Linked DNA regions of Homo sapiens: all the other regions are linked to region 2. Evidence: chromatin loops called from intact Hi-C (ENCODE). Cell type or tissue: heart left ventricle. All regions are shown on one strand. Each heading gives the region's core, and the rest is flanking DNA. Links, peaks and the distances in the headings are about the cores only.

Region 1 (10,618 bases), core at 1,163-9,162, 220 kb after region 2:
AGTTTCAGAATAAAAATGGACAGACAAAACTGACATCAGATAGTACAGACTGAGAGTGTTTGGGACCAACTGAGAACTGTGGTTTTTGTGATTACCCAAGTTATTTATAACACCACTACTTTGCTTTTTTCTTCTATTGCTTTGAAGTTGGAAATTGTAGTGGTTTATGCAGACTTAATAAAAGAGAAAGTCTTGGGCTTTTACTGGCAGGGATTTTCTTGCACCACCCACTGTCATAATTGATTACATGCTGTACCCTGATGGAAGAACAGAATTTCTAGGCCAACAGAAAATCACAAATACATGGTAAACCATCTGCTTTGTCCAGCGACTGAGAAATAATAATGTGACCAATGACCCAAGTGCGAAGGGACTCCCAGTCCCCATCAGCTTGATGTCTGAAGGTGGAGGGAGACTTGTTTTGGCAGCTGCTCTGCCAACATCTGACATCTGTCACCAATAGCTCCCCATTATTGCTGGTTCCAAAAAAATTATATCTGCCAGTCAAACAGCTTTCCTACTGATGGACAGTCGAAAGATGCCTTCTCAGCCTGCCGTGCTTCTGGGGAACTCCCCTTTATTTGAATACATGCATCCTCTAATCCCTTTTCATGCCTTGCCTGTTAGCCTGTTACTTAGTGGGGAAGAGAACGCTCCCCAAGCCCAAGTTCATTGCTGTCTGGAAGAAGGGCGGCAGCACCAAGGGGATATTATGAGAGTTGTAAATGCTTTTGTTTCACTGCTGTGCTCTTGATAGTAGTCTCATCAGGATCCACAGAAAACCCATATCCACCTCCACCCCTGACTTTTTGGGAAAATAACATTGCATCTACAATGCCTTCAAAAGCAATGAACACGGTCCTTGGTGTGTTTGCATATGTTCAGACTAGCTGATTCTTGTTAAAGCTTTCTATGTATTAGGCACTTTACATAGACTACCTCATTTAATCCTTCTAATAATCCAGAGAGATTTTATAAAAGAATAGCAGAGACTCAGAGCTTGTAAAGCTAAGTGGCAGCCCTGGGATTCAAAGTCAGATCATCTTATTACCTAAGCCTTTTTCCACCACAGCATCCTGACTCTGTCACAATGATTGTATGTAATACAGAAATGTATGATACAGTCCATAATATTCCAGGCAAGTAGCAAGCACTGGGGGGGACATTGGCTAGAAAGGCCAATCCTCTTGTTCTTGCCAGAGCCCTGACAGAATGCTAAGGAAAAGAGAAGACCGCTAGGCCCTAAAATCCTAGGTGTCCTGGCCCTAATACCTAGGCAGTGCCATATGGAAGCAAATCTTCCATAGTCCCTTCATGATGAGCTTACAGTGACATATGAAAAACATAAGTGAGTGACTGCTTTTAAAACCTGTGGTGCTTCAAGATTTTCTGAGGGTATTCACCAAGATGTCCAGAGGCTCACAGAGCTGAGCAATGAATGGAAGCCTGCAGAGGCCAGCAGTTGTCCTTCATTGTTCATTTGTACATTGCTGGGTGACCCTCAGTGTGGCATTCACCCTTGCAGGGCCTCAGGCCATTGCATCCATGGTAAAATAATATTTTTGGAAATATTAATCAGCATTTTTTCCTACAGTATTTTTCCTCTACGTTTTTGGGCCCTTCCTCCTGTGTCCCTTTTTTCGGGGCAAGGAAGGTGGCCACGAAAAACCAAGAAAAAGAATATCTCTTCCTATAGGATAACAAAAGGAATCTTTAAATAGCAAAGGCTTGGGAGGCTGATGATACAAGCAAGGCTTCCCTGCCTCTGGACTGAGATTCTCTGGGCTTGGTGGGGGAAGGAGGGAGCGTTGGGGGAGAAATAATAATAACACAGATATTCGTGGGTCCCTGAAGAATAGGGACAAACTAGATATGTGATTTTGTTTGTTTGTTTGTTTGTTTGTTTTTGTTTTTTTTTTTTAGATGGAATCTTGCTGTGTCACCCGGGCTGGAGGGCAGTGGCGCAATCTCGGCTGAATGCAACCTCCGCCTCCTGGGTTCGGGTGATTCTCCTGCTTCAGCCTCCCGAGTAGCTGGGACTACAGGCACATGCCACCACGCCCAGCTAATTTTTTGTATTTTTAGTAGAGATGGGGTTTCACCATGTTAGCCAGGATGGTCTTGTTCTCCTGACCTCATGATCCGCCCACCTCGGCCTCCCAGAGTGCTGGGATTACAGGTGTGAGCCACCGCGCCTGGCTGTGATTCTTGTTTTAATTGACATAGGTTTGGGGATTTGGGAGGAAAGCAGAACCCATGGCTCCTTCCCAGGAGTTTATGAGCAACGCATTTATAACCTGAATGGAATGAGCATGAAGAACAGCCAAGGGGCAAGGCAAAGACGCTGGAAAGAAAAGGCTACTTCCTTGGTGTACATTCACTGACAAACTCCTCCTTAGATGACAAGGCCCTTTACTTTCTTCATTGACTTTGTCTTCATTAAAAAACTATCCCCTGATGATTTCACTAAGTGATGTCATCATCCAACCCCCCCCACCCCCTGCAACCTTCCTGCCCACACTGGGCTAAAAGTCTCACTCTTTCAGCTCAATGCTCAGTAAGCAAAATATGGATCAATAAAGTAGCCCAGTGTAGCAGAAGATGCATGATATTTGAATTCAGACACATCTGGGATCCAGTCCTAGCCTAACTCTTTGTGATAAGCCAAGTGAGCCGTGTGACCCTCCATTCACTTAGCTACAAAACAAGGTACCAAATTCACCAGAGTTATAAAAGGATTATAGGAGAGGCTTGTGGAAAGCTCTTTCAAAACTACAAAACCCCATTTCACAGATGAAAAAACTAAGTCACTGAGTTTACTGTGAGTTGCTGGGTGGCTAAGTAATGAGCCCAAGGTTACAAAGCGAGTGGGTGGCCGGGGGGGCATTCCAGAGCAGAGCATAGAGCACTTGTATTCTGGGCCAACCACCAAGTAGCAGTTGTCTTTTTATCTGTCTCTGTCTTTAGCCTTTGAGATCAAGGAGAGCAGAGATCTCATCCCTGGAAAAGCAAGTACTGAGACACATTTGTTGAATGAGGGGTCCCATACGGAGCACCAGGCACGTACCCAGCCCTCATTTGTTGAATAAACGAGCAGTGCCCAGGAGCCCTGTGTGGGAAGGGGATGATGAAGAGTAGCGATTTTCAGTGAATGGGTTGACCGAAACATAGCCACAGAGATTTGCACTTTTTCAACAAATATAGAAATCTCACAGGTTTGTCTTCTCATGGAATCTCCATGGTGCCAGGAGCACTAAAAATGACTCTCCAGACAAACAAAAGCAGGAAAAGCTGTCTGGACACAGTGGCTCACACCTGTAACCCAGCACTTTGGGAGGCTGAGGTGGGAAGGATCTTTTGAGGCCCAAAGTTTGAGAGCAGCCAGGGCAACATAGTGAGACACTGTTTCTATAACACATTTTTTAAAACAATCTAGATGTAGTGGTGCATGCCTGTTGTCCCAGCTACTTGGGAGGCTGAGGTGGGAGGATCACTTGAGCCTGGGAAGTTGAGGCTGCAGTGAGTTGTGATCACGCCACTGCCCTCTAGCCTCAGAGACAAAGGAAGACCCTATCTCCAGAAACAAAAGAAAAGAAAACCAAAAAACAAAAAGCAGATCTTTACCACCCCACCTTATTTGGGCCTACCTGCAGACCTGGGCGTGGGGCTGAATGTTGGGATCTCAAAGGAATTTCAAAAATCTGGCCCAGCCCCGGGGTAATCTGATAACTAAAAACTCATAAAGACATAAAGAGATCTTAATGCTTACTGAGGCAGTACGGTCTTTCTTCGTCTGAGAAGGAGAGGTTATGGTCCACAAACTGAAAGAAGTATTCCAGGTCTGTTTGTGGTGGAGAGGGTTGGAGGAGGATGACTCCACTTGGGACTTACTGGGCCCTCCTTCCTGGCCAGGGAGGTAAAACAGACACAGGTTAGGCTGCAGAGCTGTAAGCCCTAAGCCGACTGGCAGGCGCCGTAAAAGAGAGCAGCGGGTTCAGTCGGTTGTGGGGTGGGCAGAGGGTAGAGAAAGGGGCCAGTCACACTCAGCTGCAGCCCTCGCGGCCTCGCGGGCCTGTGGTTGCCAGGACTTAAATCTCCCAAGAGTCGTTACAATCCTGACTTTTATGTGAAAGCTCTCATCTTGTATTGGCAAGTAAATCCAAGACAGTTTCAATCACTGTGGGAGTCAAGCTAATTATGTCTGCAGGCTGGATTTGGTCTGTAAGCTGCCAGTGTGCCATCTCTGGATTAGTCACTGAAGAGTCAGGGAAGGTGATGAACCAGCACCAGCCACCCCAGATGGAGTCACGATGTGGCGGTAGTGAGAGAAGCAGGTGAGGGAACTGCGCCAGGTGTGGACGGGAAAGGCCTGACGTTCCTTCCCCAGGCTGCCCTGGGGAGATGGCGGAGGCGGGGGTGCTGCTCCAGTGCTGTCTGCTGGAGGGAGGTGTTCCCTTCCGTGCAGGGCAGAGGCAACCTACACCCGGCTGGCTCTGGGTTTCCTTGTGAGTGATCCTGTCCGTGGCATTAGTACCACCTAGTGGACTTCGCAGGAAGAACTGCATGTTGAAACCATGCGGACAGTCATTTACCAGAGCGGCGGCGGTGAGCGCAGCAGAAGGGCCAGGGTCCTCCGAGCGAATCAGCATGAAAGAAACCATAATAATGAGTAAACTCAAAGCTTGAAGCATAAACTCAAAGCTTCAGGGGGACAATGAGACAGAGGCAGGGGCGCTGGTCTTGCTTTCTCAGGCCGCCCAGTTCTGTTTGACTGAGCCTGTGGTCCGAGCGGATGGAATCCGCCCCTCCAGCACGGGGAGGCCCCCAGAGCCCAAAGACAAGGAAAGCCACCAGTCATATTGAAGCGTCCAGCCTTCTTTCTTTAAGCCTCATGAGAAATTAGGTGGGTGGTAATCCCAAATCAATGTTTGTGGCTGTGCTTATCCTGTTTCACAAGCCTAACATCTGTGTTTATATTGTTTAAAATCTATTAAATTGTGTGGAATATTTTCCCTTCATTTAAAAAAAAATTACTTCCCATCCCTTTTATTTTTGGAAAAGGTCACACTCTGTTTCCGTTTCCAAACTATGCTGACCCACATGATCTTCCTAACAAAAGTGTTTTCCTAAAACTCACTTGCTTGAGGAAACCTGTTCCTCTGCAAGGGCCCCCTCCCACACCTTAGCATCGATTTCCCCCCAGACTCATTTGCATTTGCTGTTGTTTCTCTCTGCTATTTCATAGGCCTGTGTGTCCTGTTTTTTTCTGTGCTTTTCCTTAAAGGCTCAGTACAGGCCCCACATAACACATCGGCTGTGAGTACTAGGCTTACCTTGATACTCTGAATCTCCCTACTCTGTCCACAGCATTTTTGCTGTTGCTGTAATTGCCAGGAGAGCAGGGAAGTAATCTGGTGTAATATTCAGCTTTTGAGTACTTGCTTCGTGTCAGTATTTTGACAGTATTACTGCTAAGCCAACTGGGAAGGTGAATTTTGGGGATACCTCTGCATACTAAATAAAAGCTCCAAATCTTAGAAAGTCATTAGAGATACAAAAGCACTCCCTTGAACACGCACAAAAGATCGGGGATTTCCAGGTCTTCATTGCATTTTTAATGGCCACTTTCAGGAAAGGCACTTCCAAGTTTGAGATTTTCCAGTTATAAGATGATCTGGGTCTGAAAGAGCGTAGATGGGACAGTCAGATTTCTCACTGCTCGGCTGTGTGCTTCATCTGCTCTTCCCGCCCTTAAAACATCCATTGTTCAGAATGGGGGAAGCCCAGCAGTGTTGCTGGGTGGCATTTGAGAGAGGGAGTGGAGTTGTCATGCTATAAACAGATATAGCATTGATCCTACAGAGCAAAAAGATAGGGAAAGGGAGGGAGAGGAACCCAGTTGGACATTATGTCATGCCAAAGAGAATTCCAAGGATGGTTAAGAATGGCAACCAGAGGCCCTTGAAACTCCCAGGAGGCCAGCAGACTTCACTAGGCAGAAACCCAAGAAAAAAGTTACCCCCATTTGTCGCTAAGAATGGCGGATGTCAAGGGGAATGGGAACAAAGGGGAATTTCTAGGGTCCTTGTAAGCTTAAAAGTCCTATTAAGTGAAGTTACTTGAGATCAGCCTGGAATATCTTAATCTGGACTTCCCCAACGGCCAGTTTTAAATCTTGTTTACAACTCAGGTCAGAATTAAAATGGAAAACAGCCTTCGATGACTTCCAGACAAGGAACTTTGGAAAAAATTAATTTTACAGTAACATCAAAATGTCTGTTATAGCTTGTGCAACAAAGCTATACAAAAAATCTGTACAAAAAATAAAAAAATTAACTGGGCGTGGTGGTGGGCGCCTGTAATCCCAGCTACTTGGGAGGCTGAGGCAGGAGGATTGCTTGAGCCCAGGAGTGTGAGGCTGCAGCAAGCTGGGATTGTGCCACTGCACTCCAACCTGGGGGACACAGCAAGACCCTGTTTCTAAACAAAACACACAAAAAAGTGTTCATTAGGCCCTTGTCTTCTGCACACCCATCACTCTCGGGAAAGAAGCTGGTCTGAGCTAAGGTCCAAGAGCAGCTGGGCCTAGGGCCTGGCAATTCATTTCAGCAGTACGGAGACTGTCACATCCCATTCCCAGGCTCTGCTTCTCCAGACTCCAGCAAAGGTAGTTGTGGCCTGTGTCTCAGAAGAGGGGTGCAGGAAGGATCAGAAATCAGGTGGGAGCCACGAAGAACAGCAGGCAGGAGCCAGGAAAGCTGCAGGGGCAGGGTTCCCAGAGACTCCCTAGACTCTGGAGATGGCACCGCAGGCTTCTGGTACCTCTCATGCCAGGAGATGCTTCCTCACAGCCCAGAATGAGTAGCTGGCAACAATCAGGGACGATCCTCTGAGGACCAGTCATAGTGTCTGTGATGTACCCACCTTCTGAAGGTGGACTGAGGCTTCTAGCTTATAAGCTGGCTGCATAGGCACCCCTCGTCCCCTAGCAATGTCAACAATGACTTGTACCGCCATAACACAGAGGCACATGTAGATTCCATTCCAGGTTAGAATGTGTCTTTTATGCCACTGCCAAATGTTGCAGCGGCATGAAACAGTTCTGACATGAGACAAGTGTATTCCATTCTGAGGACTGCTGGTTTATAAATAAGTCAAAAACGGCCAGATAATTTAGGTCAAGGTGAGTTTATTGTCCAAATAGCATAACCTAATTGCATTCAAAACCATTTTCAAATCCATCTTTAAACTAGTCAGAAAACAGGTTATTATTTTTTTAAATCACTTAACACTGAACAGATAAGACCTCTTAAAAGGCAGCTGACTATATCATGTCACCATCATAGCCAATACAACATTTTTGCCATACTTCCTAAAAACCTTTTCGCATACACTGATCATGCTACTTATCAGCACTTTCTAACATCCTGACCAAACAGACACCCACACCTCTTATAGAGTACACTGTGAGAGAATAACATGGACTTGATATGGCATCACACTTGTTTTAAAGCAAAAAAAAAAAGAAAAAGAAAAGAAAAAAAAAAGTCCAAGACAAGAAACTACATAACTGAGAGAGAGGAGAGAGAGAGAGATCTGAGGTACATGATATAAGGGTGATGAACATAATGGAAAAAATCCAATGGCCCGATGATTTGCTGGGGATGTAAGAGTTGGCCAGCAGTTAAGAACTAAACCAATTAAAAATAAAAATAGAAACTTTGTTTTTCAAGGACAGGCACCTGTCAAAAGACATTGGATACTGTAATGGCTACAGTCAGTAAGGCACTTTATTTCCCCAAAGTAGGCTGCAGGCGAAGGGATGCAGGCTGCAGCTACAGCATGCACGTACACATTTGCTGATGGCTTCTCAAAACCTGAGCCGAGAATAGGGTCTGATAGCCCAGCCAAGTTTAAAAGCAGACACACACGAATGTAGTATCGTTGTGCCTGAAATGACCATTCTGGGTTGTTTAGAATCCAGAATCATCAAAAGCCATGTGGTATGAGGAAGTAATAAATATCCTCTTGAATCTTCTTACCCTATTTTGCACAAATGGATGGCTGCATGAACAGCTCTTGTAAATTGCTCTGAGTCCACACCAATAGAAACCTGCACTCATTCTATAGCTACAGAGGGTTTGTTGGCTTAAGGGGACTTTATCATCTCAGCATTAATTTCCCTTTTAAAGCTATTCTCAAGGTTGGACTGTCTCAGAGATAAACAAAGAGGAATCCTTTTGGCTTAGAAGCCAACTGGCTTACTCAGACTTCCTCCCCTTCCTACCTCCAATTCCCACACTACCAATATTATCTTCTTGAACTAGAAAATCAATTATTTACATGACATAAGGTGCAAGTCTATTTCTTCTCCCAGCCCTGTCCCCTGTGGCCCATGGAGAGAAAATTCCCCTGCCCTCTTGGAGAGAGTCATCTGATCCTGCCTTATGTTCTTAACCTTTCAGTCCCAGAGCTCCCAGGGCACAGTCTGGAGAGGCCCTAGAGGTGCTAGACTGCAGGGAAGCGCAGCTCCGTCTGAAGAGTTGCCAATCCTGCTAGCAATGGGATGCAGCGTGATGCTGTCAGGGTTGTCTTCTCCTCTGGCTTTGTCACTTAAGCCATGTGTGCCCCTGACCTGGCTGATAAGAGGCAGAACAGAGCCTCCAGTACAGAGCACATAGACCAAGGATGACCCAGTAGTAAGGCATGCTGTGCTCTCCAGTGGGGTCCTGAGGCAGTTCAAAATAAGGCCTCCTGGAAGAACAGCCCCTTCTTCAAGGAGCTCGCCTCTCAGCACGCATGGGGTGTTCTGCGGAGGGAACTGCCCTTGGCTTTCTCCTGCAGGCTTCTTGGCTGTTATGGACCCGCATGGAGTTTAATTATGCTTAGCATATATTTTTGGCATACTAGGATTTCTTCCCCCTAGGATTTGGCCAAAAGAGGGGAAGGATCAAAATTTGGCAGGCTGGGGGAACAACTCGGCCCCCACTGATGGAGAAAAAAACAAACAGATGGAAGTAAAGACGAGATAGAAACACAACAAGGTAGAAAAAGACCAGGATAATTTGGAACCCCTTTAGTGGGAGGTAAGAAAAAGAAGAGAAAGAACAACAACAACAAAAAGAGCAAGTTCAAATCCAAGGGGGAGAGCTCCTCTGGAACAAAACTCCTACCAAAGAGACTAAGAGCTAAGGAGAGGGCAAAATCCAGGATTCCTTCTTGTGTTTAAGCAGGAGCAGGCAGAAAAGCCTAACAACCCCCGACTTTCCCATCGGCAGCCCCACACCCATCATCACACAAGGCCCCAAGGATGGGAAAGAGAAAAGCTAGAAGGACCCAGGGGCCTCGGGACTACAGGAAGAGTGGAAAGTTACAGACTGTAAATAGAGTCGGGTAGGCTTGTGCCCTTCCTTATTTGTCCGGTTCTTTCATTTGCTGCTTCTGTTTAAGCTCAAGGGTCAGTCACCATGAAATGAATTTGCACCTCGGTTTCTCTTTAGGCTCCAAGATTCCCAAGAACTCCAGGGTTCCCGCTTTCCCCATTCCGTGGGACTCCTTGGGGCCCAGGAGAGTGTGCTGAGCAAAGCTGGCTCTTGAGAAAACTCTGGCTAGCTTACTTGCTGGCTGCTCCACTTCCCTCTCCAAAACTTCAGAATTCACCACCCATTGTCCCACCAGAAATCCCCTAGAATTTTAGGGTCATGCTAACTCACAAAGTCCTGAACCCTTCTAAACACACTTCCCAAGAGACTGACTCATCTGGAATTTCACCTCTGTAGAGAAGCAGCCTCTTCACCTCCCTTCAACTATCATCCCATACTTATCTGACCTATTTTTCTTATCCTGCCAATTCAGTGTGATTGAAAACCCGACCGTTTAGTACCGCTCAGCAGAGGGCCTGGGCTTGCATAGTGCTTGCCTGCGCAGTTTGAGACAGAGGAGGGAGAAGGAAGCACCATAAACGCTGCTTGCTGCAGGTTCATCTACTCGCAGATTCAGACCTAGGAAACCTGCAGAGATGATCCTAAACACAAGGTGTCCATGCCAGGGGAGGGGAAAGACGGAGGGGAAAAACTTCAAGATGAAAGGGCCCTTTGCAGATGAAGCCCCGCTTTTGAAAAAGCTCCAAGATGAGGATCTCCAAACAGCCTGGTGGAATTCTTTTTAGTCTGTTTCCTGACACCTGGTACCTAAGTGCAAATTACGACATCTGAGCCTACCGCATAAATGTTTGTACTGAACGTCTGCCTTGAAGGGGAGGGAGGATCCCTTGGTTCAATGTATTTTTTCCATCATGATGAGGATACCAGGGTCTAACTGGGAGCCCGATGGCCTCCATGACCAAAAAGGTCCCTGGGAGTGAGACCGCCCTGCCTTCCACCTGAGAGGGAGTCAGCCCTGCTCACACTGCTTCTGTATTCCTCATGCGAATGGGCTCCCAAGCAGAAACTGTACGGTTGTGAGGTATTATGAAAACAAAAGCGTGAATCATTGCCTTTTGTAGTTATTGATTTTGTCCAGTAAACCTGAGGTAAAGAATACTCCGTCTTTGAAGAATGTGATCAGAGGAAAAAAAAAAAACCAAAAAACCAAAAAAGAAAAAAAAAAACAACCATGA
Region 2 (8,000 bases), core at 1-8,000:
ATAGAGTAGATGAAATCGTAGTTCTAGGTTCAGCTAGTCTCCTGCCTTTTGATGTGGCAACTGATTGAAGTGAAAGAGAACAAATTAGAAAAGTTTTCCTGTTGACTGACTGAGTTCAAGATAGCTGTTTATGTGATGTGTTTGTTTGTTTTAAGGTAAATTATTACTCTTAAGTCATATTATAAATTCCAGTTTTTAATATTTTCGTGGGTAAGAAAAGGGAAGAATTTAGTTTTTTTTTTTACAGGTATCTTTTGCAAAGATCTATAATGGAAAAAACATCAAAATCTTTGTTTTATTTCCACTTAATGCCATTAAGTCATATGATCTTTGACTTCTCAGTGTATCAGTTTCCTCCGATGAGTTGAGGAGGCAGCCCTTGGGATAGGCATCTGTACCTCCCTGGATGTATTCGTGTGTGCTGAGGGCATTCCCATTTTGTTTCTCCCTGTTTCTGCTTTTCTTGTCTATCAGCGTTTACTCAGTCCCTTCATCATTTTAATAGCTACCATTTTTATATCCTTAAAAGCCTGCTGATATTTTAAAAAGAAAATGTAACACTAGAAAAGGTCAAACTAAATGCATAATTACACATTTATCTTGATATAGGTATGCATGAATTTGGCTTTCATTCGCAGGTGACCACATAGGTCACCTTATTTTCTAAATATGTAACCTACTTTAACAGTATTTTTTTAATAATGAAAAGTTTTCTCTGATTATGTAACTAATGCATGCAAGTTATTTTACCATACAGTATGTTAGAATATAAATAAAGGCTATCAGAAATCCCACTGTCCTGAAATAGCCACCATTAGCATTTTGTTGATCATCTGTGTGTGTGTGATTTCACAGAAATGAGGTCACAGCATAAGCTTTTATTGTGGACACTTCCTATCCCTTCCTCCACATTAGTACCTCCTTCTCATTTCTGCTTCCGGGTAACTTATATTAAGAACTTAGTCTGTATCTCTCCACATTTTTTTTTTCTGTGCTTAGACAATCCTGTATAATACACACACATATATTTACACACACATATATATATAAGAGGGTCTTTCTGTCATTGAAGTGCAAAAATGGAATCATACATACTTTTCTAGTAGTGTGTTAAATAAAAATACTAGATCATGATTTAAGATTGTCTGTATATTATCTTGTAGACCACGTTAGAGCATGCAAGGCCTGAAGAACCCAGCTGGGATGAAGATTTTGCAGATGTGTACCATGACTTAATTCATTCTCCTGCCTCTGAAACTCTCTTAAATTTGGAACATAATTACTTTGTTAGTATCTCAGAACTGATTGGTGAAAGAGATGTGGAGCTGAAAAAATTACGAGAGAGGTATTTCAAATTTCTTGCATTATCAGAATTAAATGTTACGTTGTCAAATAGATGGCCTGCAGAACAACTTGTTTTTATTTTTTACAAAAAGGATAAGATAGAAAAAAAAACTTCAATATTAGAAATTAATTTTCTTGTATGTTTAAATGTGTAACTACAACTGGGAGGGTCCTCATAGGTTTATATACCTTCTGAGTGGTTTAACTAAGTAAATGATACTGGTGGGCCTTATATATTCTTATCTCTAATAAGAGGAATAGATTACTTCTGTTGAAGGTTTGTTTTGTTCCAGGCACTGTGCAAACTGCTTTGGATGCCCTATCTCATTTGATCTTTACCATAACCCTACTATTATTTCCATTTTACAGATGAAGAAGTTTTTGCTTAAATAAGTAACTTGTCCAAGGGCATGCTGGAATTTGAAACCAGGAAACCTGACTTCAGAACTGTTAACCACTGTACCATTCTGTCTCCCTATTCAGAACCTCTGTATTGCCCTGCTCTAACTATGACCATGGCTCTTTCAGTTCATTTTGTACGCTCAAGTACCTTAGAAAAAAATAATAACACTAGTATTGTTCCAAGAAATTGTAATTAGATTTGAATTCCTGCTGTATGGATTACTTAACACAGTATACAAACAATGCTTTTATTATTTATCTTTTCTTCAGAGTATGTAAAAAACTTCTAGCATTATTTATTTTAAAGTAATAAGTGGCTTCCCTGACTGCTTTCTAGTAACTCTATATAAATTGTGATAGGAATTCAGGATGTGTCCTTCTAGATAATCCATTGTAATTTAGCAGAATCTAATAATATTTATTATCTTAAAAACACTTATTTAAGACATTGGGTGTATATGCCATTAAGATAATAGTTTTAGTGTTGCTTTGATTGTGAGAGTATATTAGGACTAAATCACTTTTGTTTGTGTGTGTGTGTGTGTGTGTGTGTGTGTGTGTGTGTGTGTGTAACTGATTTAATAGTCCCAAAGGAGTAAATTTAAAAAGATGTGCTGGTTTGTTCCTGGTTCTCATTAGCTTCCCATTAGAATACAGTAAGGCTAGCAAGATGAGAATAATCTTTGGAGCATTGTCATGGTTAAGAAAATTTTAAGTACAGAAAAATAATAAGGAAATGTATTTAATAATTGTTCCTGAGGGATACTCTCTTCTGTGTACTAAATTAGCATATTTATTATATTGCATAGATTTGTAAATTTTCATAACAATTGTACTCCTCTGGACCACTTATTCTCATACTTTGTAAAATATTAGAATGATCTCTTTGTCAAAAAGAACATGCTGTTTTGAGATATTTGTCACTGTTTATAGGTTTGGTTTGTTGACCAGCTGTATTGGGGCAGTTTATTCCTTTTTGATGAGATACCTGCAGTGAGTGGTTGCCACTAGGTATATAGTTGAAACATATTTCCCTGGGGAAGACAAAATTTTTTTCTAGTTCTTTATTATGTAGCCCATAAAATTGTGAATATAGTTTAAAAAGAAGAACAAAATATAGAATTAGGTTTTTAAAAATACGTAAAAGTAGAATTACCTAATACTAATTAATTACTTTCTGTTGAACTTCATTTGTTTGATTTTTCCTCCTAGGCCTTCAAATAATATAACCTTCAAGTCATCCTGAATCTGTTATTAGCCGTCAGGTTTTCTGTGACTATACTCATTCTGCCTCTTTGGGTATATTGATAAATTCCCATTTTGGCTCCCTATACTTCCATTCCTAGTACTTTCATTGAGCTGTTGAGTGACTCTAACTTGCAGCATAGTTTGCTGCCTCTACCCCCTAGAAAACTATATATCTAGCCATTAATAGTCTATAATGCTTCCTTATTCTAAATCTGAAGATTTGTGTTCTACATGATTCTTCATCTTTTGGGAAGTTCAATTAACGTGCTAATTACCTGCATTTACTGGTATTCATACTTTTTTTTTTCATGGAATAGTTTTTTAGTAGAGGTTTGTTTTGACTTATTTTATTGTTTGAAATCATATTTGGCCATATTTCTTGATGGGGTTTGGCCTTCTTTTTTCTTTCTAAACATATAAATAATACTTGAATTCATCTAGTTTTAAAAGTTTTGTAATTTATTTTTAACCTGTCCAAACCGCTAGCTTGAAAAAGAAAAATAAGCTGTATTCCTCTGGTAGGTAATATTTATTGCAAAGGTGAACAGTATGACTTAAGGTAAGTTGAAATTCACTAGTGTCTGTGGAGGTTGACCCGAAATTTTGGTGCTTAATTTATTTATCCATTTCATGAGCAGAAGTGACACATTTTCTTATTTCATTTTAATGCCATTGTACATCTTTAAAAGACAGTTTCTCGGCACAGCATCAATAATACAAGTTATAATGATTTTTTTTCTTAAAGTATCTTCAAGATAATATATAGGTTGCCAGAGTTGTCACATCTCACATACTGAGCCAGGCTATATTTAGTATTTCATCTGAGACGTAATAAAATTTTCTTCTATCTTAATCATAGAAAAAATATATTGTATCATCAACTATATGATTAGCTAGTTGCCTTTTGGACATATTTAGGATGAAATAAATGTTCATGAAATTTTATTTGTTGAATTTCTGTCTGTCTTTTTCTTCACAAGAGATGTGCTCTTTTTTTAAGCAAACCAGATTCTAGATATTTCTTTAAACTTTAAAAATGGCAATGATACCTTTTATCCACTAGAGGGAACATGTGTAATGTAAAATAGTAATATATATTTATATCTGTTTGTATTTATAAATGGTTAGCAGTTATTTCTGTTTCTAAATAAGAATCTCACTTGCAAGCATAATTTTCATTTGACCCATAATAGTTATTAAAAGTTAATGGAGTCATCTGCCTTAGAACTAAGTGGGATTTAAGTGATATTGAATATTTACTACCAGAAGGTATATATAGAAATGTATATATGTGTAACTTGCTTGAATTTAATTTATCATATATATATATCTTAATCAGTGTTATAAATAAGTATAAATTCACCCTTTTTTTTTTTTTGAGATGGAGTCTTGCTCTGTTGCCCAGGCTGAAGTACAGTGACACGATCTCAGCTCACTGCAACCTCAGTCTCCTGGGTTCAAGCAATTCTCCTACCTCAGCCTCCCAAGTAGCTGGGATTACAGGCGCCCGCTACCATGCCCAGCTAATTTTTGCATTTTTAGTAGAGATGGAGTTTCATCACGTTGGCCAGGCTGGTCTTGAACTCCTGACCTCAGGTGATCCGCCCACCTCGGCCTCCCAAAGTGCTGGGAGTACAGGCATGAGCCATCGCGCCTGGCCAAAAATTCACTCTTAAGAGCAATTTACCTGAATTAACTAGGATGATAAAATCCTCTTAGTTTATATCTGTGTTTTGTTCTTTCCCAGTTTGTTAGAAATTTGTTTTAGAACAAACTTTTTGCATACATTTGTATTAGAAGATAATCTTTAATTTCAATTTTTTAAGTGAACTTATTTATTAAAATATAACATACACACAGAAAAGGCAACAAACTGTGGGTGTACAGCTCATTAAACTTTCACAAATTAAGCACGACCATGTAACCATTGCCCAGATCAAGAAATAGAATATTTCCAGCATTACAGAGTCCTCTTTCATGCCCTTCTAGTCCTTTACCCTTTCCCTCATAAATAACCATTATCTGTACTTCTAACACCATTGGTTAATTTTTCCTGTAGGAAAAACCATTTTTAATTTTTGCACATTATTTCTTTGGATAAATGCAGAAGGTGTGACTAACATCTTCAGACTGTATTTTACGTCTCTCTGTAAATTTTATGACTTAATAGTAATTTGACTCAGGATCTAATTGTCTGCTTCTGGATATAATGTAAACTAACTTTCAGAGGTTGAAGTCACTTTAGTTCATATACAAATAGAAAATCCATTTAAGCTGAAATTGCAGAGCCTCTTCTTTGAGGAAATTTGCAGGTGAAAAGGGGTCCAGAGTTTTTAACATTAGCCATGGTAATTGAAAGGTAACTTAGATTTTGACTGCATTCGTCTGTGCAATACATTTAGATGAAAATTTAGCTGCACAAATGATGTTGATATTATATGACACTATCATCGTTATTGGCTAGTCTCCATTTCCAAGGATTCTAAAGTACTTTCCAGTTACAATTCTCATTCCTGGACACATTTCTATAAAATAAATTTTTTATTTTCACTTTATAGAGATTGTTTGATGAATCTGAAGGATCATATACCTTGAAAGTTTGATGAATATCCCTGATTTGTTTATTTGTGTTTTAGACAAGGTATTGAAATGGAAAAAGTCATGCAGGAATTGGGAAAATCACTGACAGATCAAGATGTAAATTCACTGGCTGCTCAGCATTTTGAATCCCAGCAAGTAAGTGAAATACAGTGACTTTTAGGTATGCAGTTGCATTTTCTTTTGTTTTTTTGTTTGTTTGTTTTTGTTAAAAAAATTAACCAGTTGGTATACTGTTTCTTTTAGGACCTAGAAAATAAATGGTCGAATGAATTAAAACAATCAACTGCCATCCAAAAACAAGAGTATCAAGAATGGGTAATAAAACTTCACCAAGACCTAAAAAACCCCAACAACAGCTCCCTTAGGTATTAACTATGTATTGTTCTTATTCATATAGTAGTCCATTGTTAGTAATGTTTATATTTACTACAAAGTTAAACCTTTTAGCTGTATGTCTTTTTAATTTGCTAGTGAAAGTTCAAGACAATTTTATGCTGTGCTTTTACCACCTTTTGCATTATAGGCTTTATGTGGATTATTTGGGGGGCAATGGTTATTGGTTAGTTTGAAATAGAACTTTAGTTTTATGTTCTAGATACATACACCTAAATACTTAAATACTATCTTTATTTCTTTAGTTTCCACTCCATGCAGTAAACATTGGTTGAATGCCAAACACTCTCTAAGCAGAAAAACAAACAAAAAAAACCCCTGCCTATATGGAGCTTATATTCTAGAAAGAGAGACTGATCTATAAATAAAATAATACTGCATAGAGTGGTATGTGCAGTAACAGAAGCATGTAGAAGGTACAGAAATAGCATGGAGGATTTCTCATAAATTATAACTTGTATGGCATCTCTTGGCCTAGATAAATTGTATTTCACATATTCCCTTAGAGCTTGACCATACCTATGTTATTTCCTGGCTATGTATCTGTTATGTTTGAGAATTAATATTTTTCAAATCCTAAAGTATATTCAGTTGGAAATATACTGAGTACGGTATAATAATCCTATTTCCAGCATATGCCAGTGTATGCTATAAATATTTTTAAATAGCATTTTATTTGTATAATGTCAGTCTCATGTCTTTTTTTTTTTTCGTTGTGTACCCAGTTCCTTGCCAAGTGTTTAGCTCTTGACACTAGCACATAAGACATGCTCAGTAAAAATTTATGGGATGAATGGATGGACAGATGGATAGGTTATTGTTAAAGTCTTTACCTGACATCTCTATCATCTCTTATCTAAATATTACAGTTTTTCATTTGCCTTACTGTTTTCCCCAAACTGTTCGTTGCAGCCTGCTATGAACCATTCTACATCCCTTATTTTCCAACGAGCCTTTTAAAAATAACAATAGGAAAAAAATCAGGGTGCATCATATGTGAAGCTTTCTATAAATGAATGTGTATATTGAGCCAAAATGTAAAATATATACTGTATATTGTAGTCAGAAACATTGAAAGCCACTGATTTAAGGAAGCTGTGAAAGCCCTTTGCTGTGAAAGTTATCCCTTTATGATCATGCTACTGCACTCCAGCCTGGGTAACAAGAGTGAGAAACTCTTAAAAAAAAAAAAGTTATCTCTTACTTTGCTGCTAGAGTTTCAGAAATTCAATCTTTAGAATCAATTTCTTTTTTTTTAAATTTTTTTATTATACTTTAAGTTCTAGGGTACATGTGCACAACGTGCAGGTTTGTTACATATGTATACATGCACCATGTTGGTGTGCTGCACCCATTAACTTGTCATTTACATTAGGTGTATCTCCTAATGCTATCCCTTCCCCCTCCCCCAACCCCACGACGGGTCCTGGTGTGTGATGTTCCCCGCCCTGTGTCCAAGTGTTCTCATTGTTCAATTCTCACCTATGAGTGAGAACATGCGGTGTTTGGTTTTTTGTCCTTGTGATAGTTGGCTGAGAATGATGGTTTCCAGCTTCATCCATATCCCTACAAAGGACATGAACTCATCCTTTTTTATGGCTGCGTAGTATTCCATGGTGTATATGTGCCACATTTTCTTAATCCAGTCTATCATTGATGGACATTTGGGTTGGTTCCAAGTCTTTGCTATGGTGAATAGTGCCGCAATAAACGTACATGTGCATGTGTCTTTATAGCACATGATTTATAATCCTTTGGGTATATACCCAGTAATGGGATGGCCGGGTCAAATGGTATTTCTAGTTCTAGATCCTTGAGGAATAGCCACACTGTCTTCCACAATGGTTGAACTAGTTTACAGTCCCACCAACAGTGTAAAAGTGTAGAATCAATTTCATTTGTGTAAATATTGGCCTGTAGCTGATGCTGCTTTTAAAAATCAAGTATTCCTAGGAAATAATGTTTTTATTGTGACTTTGTTACTTTGCTTTTCTTTTTGATAGATGTTTCTT
Region 3 (9,167 bases), core at 1,145-9,144, 110 kb after region 2:
AACACGGAATGTGTTATGTGTTTCTTAGTTTGCTAACAAAATTATGTTTAGGGAACTAAAGTTGTAAATGTTGTATGAAGAAAACCAAATAACACTCTGCAAGAAAAAAAAACTATATTCCCTATATTATCCGAACATTTTTAAAACTCCAAAAGTTTTCAAGAGCTTCCAAAAAACTGTGTTTTTTTCTAACTTTCTTCCAATTTTCCTCCCACGCTTCCCATTGCTGTTTACCTTTTGGTTGTGCACACTTCATTATATTAGACCTTGGTTCATCTGCCCCTCAGGGCCATCGTGTGAGTTGGAAGGGTCTTTGGAGCAGAACATCCCTCTCCCAGGTGGAACAGGGAGGGTAATCCATTCTCAGACCCGTTAGTACTGCCCCCTTGTGGCTATTTCCTTAATAATAATGTCATCACTAAACTTCATCCTGAGTTGTCTAAGAAAGAGTCACTGAACACCAGTTGTAAGTTGGGACTGGGATGCTGATTTTAGAGGAGAGGGATAGGGAGAGGTTTGTTAAAGGATACAAAATCCCATCAGGTAGGAGGAATCAGTTCTAGTATCCTACATCACTGTAGGATGACTATAGTTAACAGCAACGTATTATGTAGTTTCAAATAGGTAGCAGGATGTTAAATGTTCCTAACACAAACAGATGATAGAAATTTAGATGATGAATATGCTAATTACTCTCATTTATTCACTATTATATGTATTGAAACATCACCATGTATCTCCATGAACATGTACAATTATTCTTGAATATGTACAATTATTCAATTTAAAAATAAAGTAATTTTAAAAAATAAAGAATGAATTATAGTATTTGCCTAAAAAGAGCTCACAGACCCTTGTGGAGGACAGTCTCCTGCCCAGCTAATACTGCTTTATATCAGAATGCATTGTATTGCAGAGGAAAAAGTGGCTCACCAGAGTAGGTAGGATGGGAAGGCTCATGGATGAAAGGCCACTGAGGCAGGGACAGCAAGGAGGCAGGCACATGGAGAAGAAAAGGGTTATCCCAGCCCGAGCAAAGAACCCAAGCACGGGCCCCAGCCAAGGTGTAAAGGCAAAGTAAGTTCAACCTAACGTGGGACTTAGTGCACACACTTGGGGGCAGAAAGGTGGGGGTTCAAGTCCCAGGTGTGCCACTCAAGAGCTGCATGATCTTAGGTAAGTTATTTAAGCTTCAGTTTCCCTTTTCATTAAAATGGAGACAATAGTGCCTATTTCACAGAGTCCTTGTGAAGATTAAATAGAATAATACACGCAAAGTGCTTGGCAGTGCTTGGCCTACAGTAAGTGTTCAATCAATGTTAGCTGCTAATGGCAAGTGATGCAGGCTGTTTTGGAGTATGGATGGCATTTATGGGTGCAGAGCGGAATGGAAGTTGAAGACAGAGCCTGAATGCCAAGCTAAGCAGCTTAAAATTATCTTCTACACAGCAGTGAACCACAGTAGATTTTTGCAATGACGTGGCATGAGGTGATTCGACTATTTGAAGAGGAGAATTCTATGAAGAGGATAAAGGATTGGAAGCAAGGAGGCTGCTAATTCATTTATGAAATAAATATTTATTTTAAACCTACTAGCTTTAAACAACTATGCTGGTGCCTGTGAACAACAGTGAACTAGAGAGAAAGCGGACTGTTGTCTGCTGGGAGCTTTCATCCTAACAGAGAGTAGACACATCCATGAGTTTCCCAGGCAACAGTACAGCATTACTGCATGTCATGGGAGGGCTGGCAAGGAAATATACACAGGGATGAGATAGAGAATAACCTTGGATAAATAAATCACTTAAGCTCGTTCTGCCTCTATGTCTTCATCTCTTAAGTGCAGCTTATATTCCAGCCCTGCCTACCAAGCAGAATCAGTGTGTAGATTCAAATGAGATGATACGCTGGAAAGAGTTGTGTGAAGTGTAAATCACTTACAGAAGTCTGAATGAAAATGGATTCTTGGCTTGGCGCCATGGCTCACACCTGTAATCGCAACACTTTGGAAGGCTAAGGCAGGCTGATTGCTTGAGCCCGAAAGTTCGAGACCAGGCTGGGCAATGTGGTGAACCCTCGTCTCTGCAAAAAGTGGAAAAATTAGCCGGGTGTGGCGGCACATGCCTGTAGCCCAGCTACTTGGGAGGCTGAGCCCGGGAGTTCAAGGCTGCAGTGAGCTGTGATTGCACCACTGCACTCTAGCCTGGGTGACAGAGTGAGACCTTGTCTCAAAGAAAAAGAAAGAAAATGGATTCTTATGAGAATCCCTACTGTTCATGGATTCTTAGGAGATTAAATTTAAGGGGTACAAGCACGATTTTGTTAAATGGATATATTGCTTAGTAGCAAAGTCTGGGCTTTTAATGTATCCATAATGCAAATAATGTACATTGTACTCATTAAGTAATTTCTCATCGCCCAACCACCTCTCACTGTCCCCCTTCCAAGTCTCCAATTTCTATCAGTCCACACTCTATGTCCATGTGTACACATTATTTAACTCTCACTTAAAAGTGAGAACATGTGGTATTTGACTTTCTGAGTTGTTTCACTTAAGCAACGGCCTCTAGTTCCATCCATGTTGCTGCAAAGGACATGATTTCATTCTTTTTATGGCTGTATAGTATTCCATCGTGCACATGTACCACATTTTCTTTATCCAGTCATCCACTGATGTACATTTAGGTTGATTTCATATCTTTGTGCTATTGTGAATACTGTTACGATAAACATATGAGTGCCTCTATCTTTTTAATATAATGATTTTAGAAAATGGATTCCTAGTAAGATCTTTAGGGCCTTTGCCCTAGTGTTCCCTCATAGTCGACTCATCTGGTTTTTCCTGAGCCACTCCACACAGGAAGACAGAGTTATTTTCTGCCTTTCCTGGATCCCACTTCTTAGAATCATATGGAAAGATGAAAGGAAAAAAGGAAAAGGGAAGAAAAGGGAAAGGAAAGGAAAGGAAAAGAAAGGAAATGAAATGAAAGGAACATCTCTGTAAGGACTAGGCACTTTCAGCCCTGTTGCATCGGTGGATCTCGATGGAGCACTTCGGCAGTTCGGGAGGGTGTTTGGTTATCACAGTGACTGGGGATGCTGCTAGCATCAGTGAACAGAAGCCACAGATGAGAGGCATCTGCAACACAGAGGACAGTCTCCATCATGAAGAATTGTCCTGCAATTGCTCAGCTTTCAGAATGTCATGTAGGTAGAACACCTGTTTATAAATCTGAGCCTAGAATCAAACTGCTTTACATAAAGCAGAGAATGTTTTTCTCTGTCGCTTTAAAACGCAAAGTTTCCCAACGAGGGTATAAATCTAGGGAAGTCTGTATTTTGTGTGAAACCTTTCAAGCACAGTGCACCACTTTGAAAAACCCTAGCATGATAACCCGTCAGTTATCAGTACATTTGTAGCTCTCACAATCGCAGTGATTCTCTCACTATATGCATTTACACAGACATACCTAATCCTATCTCAAATGTCAAAAACGGCACATAATTTTTAGTGGAACACTTTCTTGCCATTCTTAAATCCAAATGTATTCATTACAACTAACTATGAGCATCTGAATCCTCCATTGTCTTAATGTGGCTGTGCCTGAGCATTTAGATCTTGAAATACAATCTTTTAAGTTACCTGCTCCCTTTTTTCTCTACAGTTAAGGCATTATATTAATTTTTTAAGTGATATGTGTAGGTACTATTATATTGACCATCAGTTTCACTTTAAATAGTAAAGATAGTGTTATAAAATATTTGTTATTAAAAGTGCAGTTTGGGGTGACGGGGAGAGAAGGACTGCAGTAGTTTGTTTAACTGGAGAAGGTCGAGCAAAAGCTCTCAGAAGCCCCTGGTGACGTGTGCCCACGGCAGATTGAGAACTCTCATTGAAATTGTTTACCCCACGCCTCTCTGGCCTTGCTGCTTCCTTGTAAGGTCTGTCTGAGAAGCAACTAACTCTGTCTGGTCTGAATTTAGCAGAGCCTGGGCCCCTAAAGCAAAGATCAGGGAAGATGTCCTAACAGCTGCTGATAAAAATTCATATTCTATCCAAAAGCCCATATTAATCCATGATCCTCCTAGGCAGTGACTGGGGGCAGGGAAAGCCCCTAAATTACAAAGAATAAACAGTATTCTCCGGATGGTTTCTCCTGGGGACAGCGCACAGGGCTGTCGCAGCCAGTGACCTGAGCCCAGTTTCTGGGGTTAAATTTAAGTCCCCCAGGGACCCCTTCCCCCCATCTGGATCCCTCCAGTGATCTGTTCCTCACCCCTGGAGTCCTGGTTAGCAAGAGGATGCTGTATTTATAGAGCATCTTTCTGAGAAGAGCTCTAAGCTCTTTTCGGAGATTAGCTCATTACACGGGTTGGAGCGGGAGGAGGAGCAGCAGGAGGGCTGTGTGTTCCTCTCCCTTTAAGGCAGAGGAATGAGCCCCACATGGAGGCTGGGAGACTTGGGTTCCCTGAGCCTCTGTCTGCAGTGTGACCTCCACCGAGCCACATAAACCTCTCCCGCTCCTGGCTGGCGCTGAATGCCTGGCCCCTGCACCCTGGATGCTGAGCAACAGGAGAAGCCTGAGCTTCATGTGTATTTCTGTGTTTCTCATGTCCAGGGCAACCCGGGGGCGAGCTGGCTGCTGCTCTCTAGAGAGCTCTTTTAAGGACAGGGCAGGACCTCGAACTGAAATCTTTCTGTGTATAATTGTGATGAAATATGCATAGCATAAAATTTGCACTTTTAATCTTGTTTAACTCTGCGGTGTCGTGGTGTTGCCTATATTCACAATGTGGTGTAACCGTCACCACCATCCCTCTCCAGAACTTTTTCATTTTCCCCAACTGAAATTCTGCCCCATTAAATACTAACTCGCCATTGCCCCTCACCCCCAACCCCCGAAAACCACCATTCCGCTACCTGTCTCTATGAATGTGCGTATTCCAGGTGCTTCACATGGATGGAATGATGCGACATCTGTCCTTTCGTGTCTGGCTCATTGCATTTAGCACCATGTCATCAAGGTTGCCTGCTGTGGCAGCACACTGAATTCTTAGGTCCCTCTCTCCTTCCCTCCAACTGACAGGTGAAGCCAGCTGGGCTTCCTGGGTCCAGTGGGGACTTGGAGAACTTTTCTGGAGCTAGCTAGAGGCTTGTAAAACGCACCAATCAGACCAGGCACGGTGGCTCACACCTGTAATCCCAGCACTTTGGGAGGCTGAGGCAGGCGGATCACGAGGTCAGGAGATCGAGACCATCCTGGCTAACACGGTGAAACCCCGTCTCTACTAAAAATACAAAAAAGTAGCCAGGTGTGCTGGCAGGCACCTGTGGTCCCAGCTACTCCGGAGGCTGAGGCAGTAGAATCACTTTAACCCAGAAGGCAGAGGTTGCAGTGAGCTCAGATTGTGCCACTGCACTCCAGCCTGAGTGACTAAGACTCTGTCTCAAAACAAACAAACAAACAAAAAAAAAAAATGCACCAATCAGCGCTCTGTAGCTAGCTACGGGTTTGTAAAATGGACCAATCAGCAGGACATGGGCAGGGACAAATAAGGAAATAAAAGCTAGCCACCCCCAGCCAGCAGCAGTAACCCGCTCAGGTTCCCCTTCCACACTGTGGAAGCTTTGCTCTTTCCCTCTTCACAATAAATCTTGATGCTGCTCACTCTTTGGGTCTGTGCCATTTTTAAGAGCTGTAACACTCACCGCAAAGGTCCGAGGCTCCATTCTTGAAGTCAGCGAGACCACGAACCCACCAGAAGGAACCAACTCGGGACACACAACCAGACCCCAGACCTGAGACATGCCATGGTTTCTCGTGCACACACACACTGGGGAGAGAAATGTGGACTTAGCTTGGCCGCGTACTTTGAATTCCATGAAGTCTGCTCTCAGGATCCTTTACTGTGGATCTTCTCATACTCCTTGCGTAGGGCTGCAGATCTAGCAAATAGAAACACAATACCTGAATTATGGAATTTCAGATAAACAATGAAAAATGTTTTAGTACAAGTATGCTTTCATGGAATATTTGGTACTTATTTATATTTTTAAAAATTCATTCTTTTTCTGAAATTCAAGTTTCCCTGGGTGTCCTGTGTTTCACCTGATAGACCTCTCCCCGACGCCCCTCTGCACCCTTCAGAAACTTCTTCCTTCCTGCTCTTCCTTCCCCATATCTGTTCTTTATCCTTACAAATTTAAGCATATCAATGTAAGTGAAAAGAATAGGAAATAGATAGAGAAGATGTGGTTTGAATCTCAGCTCCATGCCCAGCTGGTAGAAAGTCAGTTGGTCTCTCCAAGTTTCATTTACTTATATGGAATGAAGATGATAGTACCAACTGCACAGTGTGGATTTAAGGGTCAAATGATGTATGTGAATATTCCTGACGTGCATTAGTAATTTCTTTGCTCTAGCCATGGAGTGACAGATTCTGCTTACCCTCACTTCACCTGCATTTGTAGGAGTTATCTGCTTAAGTGATTGGAGAGAGAACAAGGACAAAGGGCAAACACAGACATTTTGAGAGCCCCAGAAATCATACTTGCTCTGAGCAGCTCATGCTCCTTCTGTGCTCGTCGTCCATGGCTGCAGGGAGACAGCTCCCTTCCCCCGTGTGCCCTCATTCTCCCACCCTTACAGTAGCTGTGAATAATTGGAAAGGAAGCTGCTGGGGAAAGCCCTGTGCAGCTGATGACATGCTAGCAAATGGTTGCCTGTCACCGGCTAGCCCACAAGATAAGCATCAGGCCAAACACGCGCACAATTCCTGTCACATTTAGTAGCGTGCTGTGGTTGATCGTAAACATTTCCCTTTCAGCCAACAGTTCTAGGAATCAACGGAATATTGAATCCTTGAGCTGGAAAGAACCGACAGGGGCCAACAAGCCTGCATCTCCCCTGGAGGCTGAGCATATCCCAAATACCTGCTCAGTTCTTAGCAGTTCTCAGGACGCTGCTCACAGCTGCCTTGGTGCACCTGTTCTGGAAGTCTCGCCAGTGAGGGAGTTCACCCACAGCCAGGCTCTTTTCCCTTTCCGTTCAGCCCACCCCAGTTCATTTTCTGACTCTGTGCCACTGTGTGCTCAGCACTGTTAGCTGCCGTGGGAGGACACCAAGGAGTATAGTGCCCAGTCCCTGCACCCAAGGCAAGGCCGGAGAGCTGGGGTGGTGTTCTGACTCTCATCTCTTAACCCTGTGACTTTGCACGGGTTAATTAACCTCTCAAGTCCTTGTTTACTCGCCTATAAAAATTACAGGTGGCTCACACCAGTAATCCCAGCACTTTGGGAGGCCGAGGCAGGTGGATTGTTTTGAGCCCAGGAGTTTGAGATCAGCCTGGGCAACACGGTGCAACCCATCTCTACAAAAAATACAAAAAATTAGCTGGGCGTGGTGGTGTGCACCTGTAGTCCCTGCTACTTGGGAGACCGAGGTGGGAGGATCACTTGTGCCCAGGAGTTTGAGGCTGCAGTGAGCTGTGATCACGTCACTGCATTCCAGCCTGGGTGACAGAGAGAGACCCTGTCCCCAAAAAAACCAAAACAAACAAATAAAAAATTGTCTTGGTCAGCTCAGGCTGCTGTAACAAATATCATACACTGGGTGGCTTTAACAATGGAAATTTGTTTCTTACAGTTGTGGAGGCTGGAAATCTGAGATCAGGATGCCAGCATGGTTAGGTTCTTGGTGAGGGTCCTCTTCCCAGTTATGTTCTCACAAGTAATCTCGTGTCTCTTCCTCTTTTTATAAAGGAATTAATCCCATCATGGGAGTTCTACCCTCAGGATTTCATCTAACCCCAGTTACCTCCCAAAGGCCCCACCCCAAACACCATTACACTGGGGATTAGGATTTCAATATATGAATTTGGGTGGGGAGGGGCCACAAATATTCAGTCCAGAGTAATAATAGAATACAGCCTGTTTCCTAGAGTGGTTGGGAGGATTAAATGAGGTAATACAGGCTGGGCATGGTGGCTCACGGCTGTAATCTCAGCACTTTGGGAGACGGAGGCTGGTGGATCATTTGAGGTCAGGAGTTTGAGACCAGCCCGGCCAATATAGTGAAACCCCGTCTCTACTTAAAACACAAAAATTAGGCATGGTGGTGTGTGCCTGTAGTCCCAGCTACTCGGGAGGCTGAGGCAGGAGAATCACTTGAACCTGGGAGGTGGAGGTTGCAGTGAGCTGAGATCGCACTGCTGCACTCCAGCCTGGGCAACAAAGCGAGACTCTGTCAAAAAAAAAAGAAAAAAAAAAGAAAGAAAAGAAAAGAAAAAAAAGAAAGAAAAAGAAAAAAAGGAGGTAATACAAACTATTTTAAAAAACTGAAACAAACAAACAAAAAACCAAAAAACCACAATGCCTGGCACACAGTAAGAACTTCATCAACTTTAGCTGCTACTATTTTGACACTACAGAGACAGAAGTGCCCGCGTGGGAAGAGAAGGTGGATCCACGCTATCTTCATTGTTAGCCATTAACAATATCAGAGGAGGAGAAAAGCGATCCCAGCATGGAAGCGTAGCTTTCTCTGTTCGGTAGAATCTCTCTGACAGGAGCTCGAGAGAGCTCCCAGAGCAATCTAAAAGAATTCACCTGGGACAACATCTTCTAGAAAAAGCAGCCATTCAGTAAAGATTTTGGGTGCGTAGATGATTTGATGGGCTAGAGAATTATTCCTGAAAGTTCCTTGCTTGCATTATTAACCAAATTATCAAGCCTTTCTTAAACCGGTTATACTTTTCTGGCCATACCATTTTCCAGGTCACAAGAAGCATATTCATGGGTACAACCCCACATGGAAAAGGATTAATGTAGCTAGACGGCCCAAGTTGAAATCAAGGCCCTCCGAACTTTTTAAAAAGTTCATCCTTGCCCATCATCAGTTATAAAATAAGTACATTCCTACAAGTATCCCTTCAGAGGTCCATTACAAACCGGAAAGAATGATTGCAATGCAGGTGCCGTTCGTTATTCAGCTGTCCATTAGCTCTAAAATTTGGAAGCTTTTGCTGTATGAGACCACAGAGATCACCTGGGTGGTGGTTGTCAACCTGGCTGCATTTAAGAATCACCTGTGGGGCTTTTAAAAAATACTGATGCCTGGTTTCCACTTGAGTCATTTGTGGCTTCTGAATCCAGAATCATTTTTCAA

Evidence for each region. A loop is a pair of places that touch in the nucleus more often than their neighbours do. Peaks named below come from ENCODE experiments on the same cell type or tissue, not always from the same donor. Only the 100,000 strongest peaks of a DNase experiment are listed, where the experiment ranks them.
Region 1: a loop joins it to region 2, with 5 times the contacts of the local background. A loop is called at or near these places in 40 of 110 quality-filtered maps.
Region 3: a loop joins it to region 2, with 3 times the contacts of the local background. A loop is called at or near these places in 58 of 110 quality-filtered maps.

The regions. Positions count from the first base shown.
Region 1 is chr12:4,301,908-4,312,525 of GRCh38, reverse strand. It overlaps CCND2 (cyclin D2), which reads right to left. Exons shown (of 5, transcript NM_001759.4): 5 at 7,173-10,618. Among named protein-coding and RNA genes, the nearest start is that of TIGAR, 14 kb to the left of the region's middle. In heart left ventricle, for the core only: CTCF peaks have their summits at 4,330 and 4,537 (motif pointing left); a DNase peak (open chromatin) is centred at 4,475; H3K4me3 peaks cover 234 bases; H3K27ac peaks cover 3,389 bases.
Region 2 is chr12:4,523,214-4,531,213 of GRCh38, reverse strand. It overlaps FERRY3 (FERRY endosomal RAB5 effector complex subunit 3), which reads left to right. Exons shown (of 14, transcript NM_020374.4): 4 at 1,164-1,345; 5 at 5,631-5,730; 6 at 5,839-5,960. Among named protein-coding and RNA genes, the nearest start is that of FERRY3, 11 kb to the left of the region's middle. In heart left ventricle, for the core only: a CTCF peak has its summit at 4,051 (motif pointing right); no DNase peak of the experiment used is centred there.
Region 3 is chr12:4,412,902-4,422,068 of GRCh38, reverse strand. No RefSeq gene overlaps it. Among named protein-coding and RNA genes, the nearest start is that of FGF6, 28 kb to the left of the region's middle. In heart left ventricle, for the core only: no CTCF peak of the experiment used is centred there; a DNase peak (open chromatin) is centred at 4,549; H3K27ac peaks cover 1,328 bases.